2 separate regions of the Homo sapiens genome follow, and region 2 is linked to region 1. The links are chromatin loops, found by intact Hi-C in ENCODE. Cell type or tissue: PC-3. All regions are shown on one strand.

Region 1 (5,000 bases):
CTATCATGGGGTGACAAACAATAAACATAATAAATTCAATATATAGTAGGCTTGAAAGTGGTAACTACTACATTAAAAGAAAAAAAAAAAAGAGTAAGAATTAGTGAATTGAGAGTGTTATGGTTGTATGTGTGTGTAGTCATGTGCAATTTTTTTGGTAAGGTGACCAGAGTAGGTAACATTTGAGCTAAGACCAGAAGGAGATGAAGGAAATCTGGAATGTGGATACTATATATTACTGAATATTTACTTCTCCTTTGAAAGAGAAACAGTTAAGCAGATTTTTGTCTCTCCTGTTGATCTCAAGCAATATTAGGCTAGGAGAGATTAAGTAGACATCATTCAGAACACTTACAAATGTTTCATGTATTTAGGTAGGCAGACACATTTGGCATAGCTCTGTACCAAACTTATTCACTGAGGATTAATATTTAAGATTAGAACTAAGGTTGGCTATAAAAATTACTGCTGAAATTTCTAGTGTATAGATTATAGAGTTGGCTCAATTCTCTTTGTGCTGTTTTGCAGCTATTTAGTAGTTTGAGGTATGTGGGAAAAAAAATCTATGTCAAATGCATTAGCAGACTGAAATCTGCTCTTCCAGACAGAACTGTAGATGAGCATTGCATGTGCAGTATGTGTAGTTTTAGTTTCACGTTTTGGCCACAGTCATTTAGATTTCCCAATGATACATGGAAAAAAACTTAAGTATACCTAATATGAGAGTTTTTCCTTTCTATTTTTTCCATTTTAAGTAAAGTAAAAACAGCAGTTTTACTAGTTAACTGAAAAACTTTGCTTATGAGATTGGAAAACATTTAATGGTTGCACTGAAGAAACCAACCACCTTCACAGACAGTTTATCAAATTTTTTAAATTCATATGCTCACTGAAATGCATTGAAATGAAGCTTTCTATGAGTCATCTCCTTTTCAATTTTTCAGATTTCAAGGAAAATTTTCAAAATTGTCATTATATTGCTTTAGAATATAAAACATGATTGTCCTTAGTGGAACAAAAATTTAACTCAGCTCAAATAATTATTGAATGCCTACTCTTGTTCAGTTGGTACAAGGAAAAAAGGAGCAGGGCACAGAAAAAGTAATAATTTGGATAACTATCCTAAAACCAGATTTAAGCTTGCGGGGCTCACTAGAAAGTAAAAGTCTTTGCAGTGGATTGAAGAACAGAAGATGTAAAACCCCATAGGCCTACCCCATACATACTTATCCTCCCACCATCCCATAGATCTTGAGGCTGAGATAGAAAAAAATTGTCAAAGTATGTAATAGATCCCCCTCAGGTATCCCTGGTGGCTTCATATGTATCTAACTTTTCAAATTTGGGAGTTGTTTAAGGAAAGCAAAATGAGGAATGTGGAATTTTTGGCATCTCCTCTGCATGGTCTAAAGAAGGAATTGAATGCTGTCCCTCTTCGTCTTTCCCTTCTAATGATAAACAGTGCCCTAGAGCAGAAGGAAGGGAAGGATTTCCTTGGTAGGTTCTCTGGAACCCCATCCAGGAGCCCACGCTCTGCTGTGCATTACTAAAGGCAGCATCTGTGGCATCCAGACTGACACGTGGGCGGCTTTATTACCTCCTCCTTTGTCCCACAAGGCATTCTCTCTCCACTTCATGAGGCCACCAGCTGACAGTGTCATGATTATAGTCCCTCAAGGACCTTTACAGTCAGAGAAACTTTAAGTAATGGTAGCCCAGATCTTCACAATCCCAAAAGGGACCTAAATCTGCTGGGTCAGGAAGGCTGAAGGGTTGCTGTAGCTTTCTGAAGGTTGTTCTAAAATATGAACTGTTGTGACTGACACAGTCTTCTTCCTTTCTGGTCACACAGAGGCCTGAATGTCAGGGACACACCTGGTAAGAACCACCAAGTGACCATTCCCTTTCATTCAAAAAAGGGTTCCTAAGAGCACATCCTCTCTGGAAAGATTAGGGAAGGAGGAAAGAGAGCTAAAAGTGCTTATCTTTTTAATAGGCATATCAATGAACTAGTTCCTTACTTTCCTCATTCACATCTGCATTCATCAATGCTACACATACGTTTATCAAAGACGGATTATATAACATTAAATGTGAAGGTTGCTGAGGTAAACACAGTTCTGGCTGTCGAGGAGCTCACAGTCTCACAGCTCACAGGGGAAAATGATCAGCACAAACCTGTGTCTGAATAAGAGATTTAAAATTTTTATAACACGTGTGTGCTGTGTATTATTTCTGCTTGAAAGAACTTTAGTTAATGGCTAGAGAATATCTAACATAATTTTAGGGACTTTTATTTCATATATTTTTCAAAGCCTGTAAGTAGACTCCAATAATTTAATATGCAAATACAGTCGTCTCTCTTGGCCAGTCCAAGGTTTCAATATGGCCGTTTCTATGCAGGCTTTTTTTTTTTCCCCCACAGGTGTAATTGTGTGAAAAAATGTGGATGCAGGGCATACCATATAGTTGGCAAGCTGCAATTGTGATAATTTAGTTTCTAATTGTTATAATAAGATGGTGGATTTGGTCTGCCATCTAGTGATTAAGAACTGAATTCTTACAACTAAATTTAAAAGCACTTAAGATTTATGAGAAGAGAAATCTATGAGGATATATGAGAAACAGAAAAATTGAGTTGATTTCAAATAAAATGTGATCAGATAAAATATATCTCTTTTCTGTAATATATCAGTGCCACAATTGTTGTGGGAATGACTTCACAATGGATTCAATTTATTGGAACATTTGGTGAGGGTAAAAGAATCTTGTAGGTTGGGAGATAAACATGAAAATTACAAAATAGTGATGGTATTATCAGATTTCTACCAGTCCTAATCAATTTTAGGAAAGTTAAACATAAACAGCAAAAAATACAAGTAATGCAAAATTATAGTTTTGGCGTTCTTTTTTAGATTATATAAAAATATTTATCTAATTTTTAAATTTAAATTTTATTTTTATTTTAAGTTCCAGGGTTTATGTGGAGGATGTGCAGGTTTGTTACATAGGTAAACGTGTGCCATTGTGGTTTGCTGCACCCATCAGCCCATCACCTAGGTATTAAGCCCAGCATGCATTAACTATTTTTTTCTAATTTTTACTAATGCTCTCCCTCCCGCAACCCCACCCTACTCCCTGACCGGCCCCAATATCCAGGTATTTTAAGAAACATTTTTTTTTTTTTTTTTTAAGTCCTGGGCCTTGAATCTAAGCTTTGGACGTCAGCTTGGGTTAATTTTATGATTTGGATAGAGAAATCAGGAGGACAGAATTGAATTTCTCAGAATGTCATTTGAAAATTTTTGTTATTTTATACTGTGTTGTCATTTATAAAATAATTCTATTATGACAACTTTACTGCAATATTTTTCAACAAATTGGCTGCAATTTTGCTTTCTATTTTACTTTTCTTTTCGTTTAAGTAAATGTCTGTGTAGAAAACAGAAGGGACAACTTAATCATATGGTGTACAACTACCATGTAGATCCGTGAAAACTGCAAGACACCCTGTATTTTCTACCCACTGTTTCTTTGTACATGTCTTTCATTCAGACATGGACAATGAGAGTTCACTGAGTTTTTGAGCCCTCTGTGATGTGTATGGATTCTTGTCTGAGTGAAGAGAAGACAAGGTTTAACAGTGAATGTGGTTTTTCGTCTCCTTGCTATTTAAAAGCATTCCAACTAACTTTCCACATCATCTTAAATTTAATTATAAATTCTCAGGAGAAGGGAAGCCATGATGACTCAGAGTATAAAACTAACCTTTAACATTATCATTTAAAGAAAGTAATCCAGTGGCCCACTTCTTTGCCCCTTGAGTTGAAGTTATGTTGTCTTAAACTTTCAGAAAGAAACTGCTCTTCTAGGTGTTAACACAAGACTGAGACAATGTGTCTTTTTATTCCAACCCTAAAGGAGCCACAAGGAAGAAGATAAGCTACTCCTTGAAGAGTTCCTCACATATTTTAATATTTAATTGACATCATTACGTGTCATCTTGTTTTTGTTTTTCATATTCTCTGCTTCCAAATATCTAATTATCCCATCAGCATATATATCCTTATATATAATATATATCCAATAATAACATATTTTGTTATAATAATTCATTTTATAAATCTTCAGGGGATAACTTATCCTGTTCTCTATGGCTCCTTCAAGATTTATACAATAAACAAACATATATTATATAATTAAAATTATATAATAAGTTAATTATATTCATCTATTATATAACAAATATAGCACTCCACAATGTTATATATATAAAACATACATATATTGTTATATGTGTAACATATATAATATATATAATACTCCACAATAATATATATTTTGAGGACAGAAAGGAACACATATGCTTCCTTCTTGTCTTTTCTTTTTGTGAGTCCAGGTCTCACTCTGTTGCTCAAGATGGAGTGCAGTAGCATAGCGTTCCCATAGCTCACTGCAGCCTAGAACTCCTGAGCTAAAATCATCCTCCTACCTCACCTTCGGAGTAGCTGGAGCTACAGGCACAAGCCACTGTGCCTGGCTAACTTTAAAATTTTTGCAGAGATAGTATCTCACTATATTGCCCAGGCTGGTCTTGAACTCTTGGCCTCAAGCAATCCTCCCACCTTGGCCTCCCAACATGCTGGGATTGTAGGTGTGAGCCACTACACCCAGCCACATATGCTTTCAATATTTTGCACAATTAGTACTAGGCACATATGCACTTAACTCCCAGCACCCCCACCCAAGAGTGTGTAATGAGAGAAACAAGCTAATTGAAGTAGTATCTCATTTTCAGGTAATAGCATTTAACATTTGTAAGTGGATATTTCCTTCTCAATCATAAAACTTAATGAGCAAAATTACCCTTAAGTTATCTACTTAATGGAATTGTTCAGTGAACTATAGACATAAGCCCATTTTTATACAGGTTGTGTCTTTGGAAATGTTATTCATGGAATTACACTGTGTTAAAGTGATATTTCATCTAAAAGTCACAC
Region 2 (5,000 bases), 110 kb before region 1:
TTAGCTTTTTTTTCTATTTCTACTTCCTAAGGTATAGAATTAGGTTGCTTTAGATCCTTCTTTTTTAACGTAGGCATTTATTGCTTTAAACTTCCTTCAGAATTGCTTTTGCTGCATCCCATAACTTTTAATATGTTGTGTTTTCATTTTTATATGTCTCAAAATGTTTTCTAATTTCACTTTTCATGTTCTTATTTTGCCCATTGGTTGTTCAAGAATGTGTTGTTTAGTGAATTTTTGTTTTCTTTCTGCAGTTGATTTCCAGTTGCATTCTATTGTGATCAGAAGAGATACCTATATGATTTCAATCTTATAAATTAGTTAAGTTTTGTTTTGTGACCTAGTATGTGATCTATACTGGAGAGAAGAATGCATATTCTGTGTCTGTTGCTTGAAATGTCCTGTATACGTCTCTTAGGTCTATAGTGTTCTTCAAGTCCTCTGTTTCTTTATTAATCTTCTGTCTGGATATTCCATCCATTATTAAAAGTGGTTTTTGAAGTTTCCTACTTTATATTGTTGGTGTCTATTTCTTCCTTCACTTCTGTCAATATTTGCTTTATGTATTTAGGTGCTCTATATTGGTTGCATATATATTTATAATTATATCTTCCTGGTAAATTGAACCTTTTATCATTATGTAATATTCTTTGCTTCTTGTTACAGTTTTTGACATAATGTCTATTTTGTCTGTATAAGTATGGCTACTTCTGTTTTGTTTTGATTACCGATTACGTCAAATATCTTTTTCCATTCTTTTGTTATTTGTGCCTTACATTTAAAGTGAGTCTCTTATAGATGGCACATAGTCGGATCTTCTTTTTAGTTTAATCTATTCAGCCACTTTGTATTTTGATTGGTGAATTTCATCCGTTTACATTTAAAGTAATTACTGATAGAGGAGAACTTATTGCTGTTTTGTTAATTTGTTCATACACTATTTTCATGAGCTTACTGAGCATCTTTATTTATGATGTTTATTTTTGAATTATATTTTAGGTAATTCATAACCTGTATCTTTAGGGTCAATTTCTGGAGATTTATTTTGTTCCTTTGATTGGGCCATTTTTCCCCCCATTTGTGTTGGTGTCTGGATATTTGAAAATACAAACCACCTCTCTCACTCTTTGTAAACTAGCTTTATAATAGAGAAAAACTTTCACCAATTGGCCCAAGTAGAGATTCTGAAGGCCTCTCAAAGTTTTTCTGTGGATGTGTCTTTTCTGGGCTTTGCATGTGTAGATTTCTGTTTAGAAGAATTTGCTAGTTTCCTTTTTTCAGAAGTTCATAATCTTTTGCTTTCTCTGATGTCTGCCATCCTATGGTGGGCCCTCTGACCTGCTGTCAGACCATCCTATCTGAGCAGCAACATGCCGCTCAAATCTTTTATATTCTTGTTGGCTCCTGGCATCTAGAGTATGCTAGGTCCCATCTGCATTACCAGAAATTCAAGAAAGAAACCAGCCCCTTGGGCAGCCCCTCAAAAAGCTGGACTGTTGGACATGTGTTCCACTTTTCTCTTTCCTCCTTGAGGGGGAGGCCTCTGTCTGCGATACTGTGGTTCCTCTGGAGTAGCAGCATACACCCAGTTCTTTTTCTGTTCTCAGTGGCCCCCAAGCATCTAGAGTATGTCTGATGTTATCAGTGCTCCAAGACAGGCAAGACAAAAACCTCCCTGAGAAGTCAGAACATTGGATGTATGGGCTAGTCTTCTCTTTCTCTCACCAGGGAGAATCGAATCCAAAACTGGTAGTTTCCCTCCAATCACATGGTGCTCTGTCAGGCAGAAGGACTATGGTGAGAGGGTGACAAAAATTCTTCTACTTGCTTCAATGTGGCTGGCTTTGTGTTCTCCTGGGATGCAGGTGCCTCTTAACTGGTTTTGGGATTTCTCATAAACAGAATTAGCCCATATATTGTTATTGATTTGATGTTTTGTGAGATGAAGGAGGTGCTTTTTATTACTACATCTTGCTGATGCCACTCCTCAATCATTCCTCTATTTACTATTAGGTTTTGCTATTTACATATGCTTTTGTTTGCTGAGTTTTGGGGAATGTCATTGCTAACAAATCATGCTCTATCATTTTTATCTGTAGTAGAGAAAATAGCTAGGAGATGTAGACATAATGACAGATACTATTTATTAAGCACTTTTATTGCATCCGGACATAACTGAAGTGTTTATGTGATGATATTTAATATTCATAAAAGCATTGTAGGCATATTGCCTTTGTTTTCCAATTTTGTAAAGGTGAAAACTAGTGCACAGAAATAATAATATGTAACTTTCTCAAAGTCATGCAGCTTAATAATAGAAGAACTGGGAATTAAACACAGGCAGTTCAACTTCAGAGTCTGTACCCAGGAGTCAGAGAAAGCACATATTGGTTCTGTACTCATGTAATTTAAATCACTGGTTGTTCTACAAGTGAAAAAGTATAAGAAACAAAACAAAACAAATCAGTATGGCAACCACACAAATAAGAAAATCAGAAAACCCTCCAAATTCTGTGTTCAACTTAGAACATATATATGAAATGGTGTTTTTTGTTTGCTTATTTTTTTTTGCTTTGGTTTTAAACAGTTTAATGTTCTTATTTTTCATAGCTGGAAAATATCTCTTTTTGCTGAAAAACTATTTTTCTCCAAAATACTGATTATATTCTCTGTGTTATAAATGGGAAAATGAAACAGGCCCTCACCAGATTTTTCATTTAGCAAAACTGTACAAAGAGAAGAAATCTGTTGTTTGGCCAAATTTGAATACAGATTTCCCTGAGAGTCTGACTGTGAAAAATAAGCTGTGGTAAGAGTTTTTTAGGTTAAGATAATACTAAACACTATATTGAAGATGGGAGAGGTGATTGCCATTTTTCAACTAGTCCATCTGGGTCAGTTTGATATGAATATTTTTCTTTATTTTTACCTCATTAGGAACTAACTCCTGTTGTATCAAAGGTCTTGAGAACTCTGGCCACCTGCCACTCATCTGTGCTATACCCAATAGCAGCCTTATTAGGCTTTTGGATCCTAGAGTTGCTGCTATCTCTCGTACCACAAAACCACCTGCTTCTGATTCTCTAGGAAGACTGCTGAGAGTCAACATCGAGCCACTGGTGGTATGTACAGTATAAAGAGTTTTGATTAAGCTTGGTTAATTGTCCCTCAGTATAGTTTTAGTATATATACCCCATAATATCTCTGTGTTAACTCCTTGCCAGTTTTATAATTGTAAAATGTCTCATTGTTTTGATATGCATTGCAGTTGATTTATTTTTTATTAACTTGTATTCTTTCGTGACATGCCTGCTGTGTCTCTTGTCTGTCTTTCTGTTAAAAGATTTTAATTGGTTTTTAAGAATTCTTAGCAAATCAAGTATATTGACTCTGCCTTTCATATAAGTTGCAAGTATTTCCTCCAGTTTTTTTTTATATGTTCTTACTTTCACTTAATGGTTTTTGGATGCATAGAAAGTTTTGACTTTTCAAGTTGAAAAACTTATGTCATGCTTAGAATTGCTATTCATGCTTCAAAATTGTATTTTCTAGTTTTTATTTTTTAATATTAATTTTTTTTTGAGACAGAGTCTCACTCTGTCACCCAGACTGGAGTGCAGTGGCATGTTCTCAGCTCACTTCAACCTCCGCCTTTTGTGTTTAAGTGATTCTCCTGCCTCAGCCTCCCGAGTAGCTGTGACTATAGGCGTGTGCCACCATGCCCAGCTAATTTTTGTATTTTTAGTAGAGACAGGGTTTTGCCATGTTGGTCAGGCTGGTCTGGAATTCCTGACCTCCAGAAATCCGCCCGCCTCAGCCTCCCAAGGTACTGGGATTACAGGCGTGAGTCACCGTGCCCAGCCATATTTTCTAGTTTTAAAAAATAGTTTCCTCTTTCATATTTTATTATATCCTGTTCTATATTTTACCTCTCTCTAAATTGGAATGGTAAGTTATTTCTGGAAAATTACCTGGGGTAAGACAGGGAACTAACTTTATTTTTTACATGATTAGTCAGGGACTTCAGTGTCATTTATTTTTTTGGTTGTGTTTAATTTTTGACATACATTTTGCTCATTGGAGAAGAAACTTTTTTTTTTAGATTTTATCCCCAGTTTACCTCTTCACAACAGGAAACAGGCAGTTATTTTTATGAAAGCATCCTTTCATCTTTTTCTTCTTCTCTCTCAGCTTCCTTTGGCACCACCCCTCCTTCCCTGTTGTTATCTCTCATTTTCATATTTAATATATTTTACGTAATTTTTCTTAGAGGTATCACAATGTGACAGAATTTTCTTAACTGAACTTTTTATTGAAGTATAGTGTACATACAGAAAAGTACGTGTATAATTTGTGTACAACCCACACAATACATTTGCTTAGAGTGAACAGACCCTTATAGCTAGGGCACAGGTAAGTAAACAGAATCTTATGAGCAACTTAGAATACTCCCCTAGTATCCAGCTCCAATCAGTACCATCTATCCCTTCCCCTCAAGTTAACCATTATTATGAATTGTAGCACCAAAGTTTACTTCATATAAATAGAAATATACAGGATGGAATAACAATGTAGCTCCTTTTGCTCATCATGTTTGAAAGATTTTTGCATAATTGTGTGTAATTATAGATCATTCATTTTTATTGCTGTATGACTATAACCACAAATTTATTTATCCACGATGTTGTTGATACACACGTGGGCGGTTGCTGGCTTTTGGCTATTAAGAATGGTTCTGCTATAAATATTCTTGTGCATGTCTTTTCATGAACACACATATTCCTCTACAAGTTCATTGGCTTTTTCTAGACTTCTTGGTTTATTTCTGAGCTTCCAACTGCCTAGCTTGGTCTAGTGTTCACAGAGACTCAGTGAATGAGGAGAATGATTTGAATTTGGAAAAAAAGGAAGTGGATATGGATTAGGCAGGTGTAGGCCAGGCTAGCTATTTGCATAGAATTCTGTTCAGTGTATGGCTTTGTTGCATTAACTCTTATAAG

The links. Hi-C counts contacts between places; a loop is a spot of excess contacts. Peaks named below come from ENCODE experiments on the same cell type or tissue, not always from the same donor. Only the 100,000 strongest peaks of a DNase experiment are listed, where the experiment ranks them.
Region 2: a loop joins it to region 1, with 5 times the contacts of the local background. A loop is called at or near these places in 1 of 110 quality-filtered maps.

Annotation. Positions count from the first base shown.
Region 1 is chr2:189,112,824-189,117,823 of GRCh38, reverse strand. The region is part of intron 1 of COL5A2 (collagen type V alpha 2 chain); the gene reads left to right. Among named protein-coding and RNA genes, the nearest start is that of MIR3129, 18 kb to the left of the region's middle. In PC-3, a CTCF peak has its summit at 2,522 (motif pointing left); no DNase peak of the experiment used is centred here; H3K27ac peaks cover 1,464 bases.
Region 2 is chr2:189,223,270-189,228,269 of GRCh38, reverse strand. It overlaps a transcript of COL5A2 not described here. Among named protein-coding and RNA genes, the nearest start is that of COL5A2, 46 kb to the right of the region's middle. In PC-3, no CTCF peak of the experiment used is centred here; a DNase peak (open chromatin) is centred at 2,079; H3K4me3 peaks cover 2,691 bases; H3K27ac peaks cover 3,892 bases.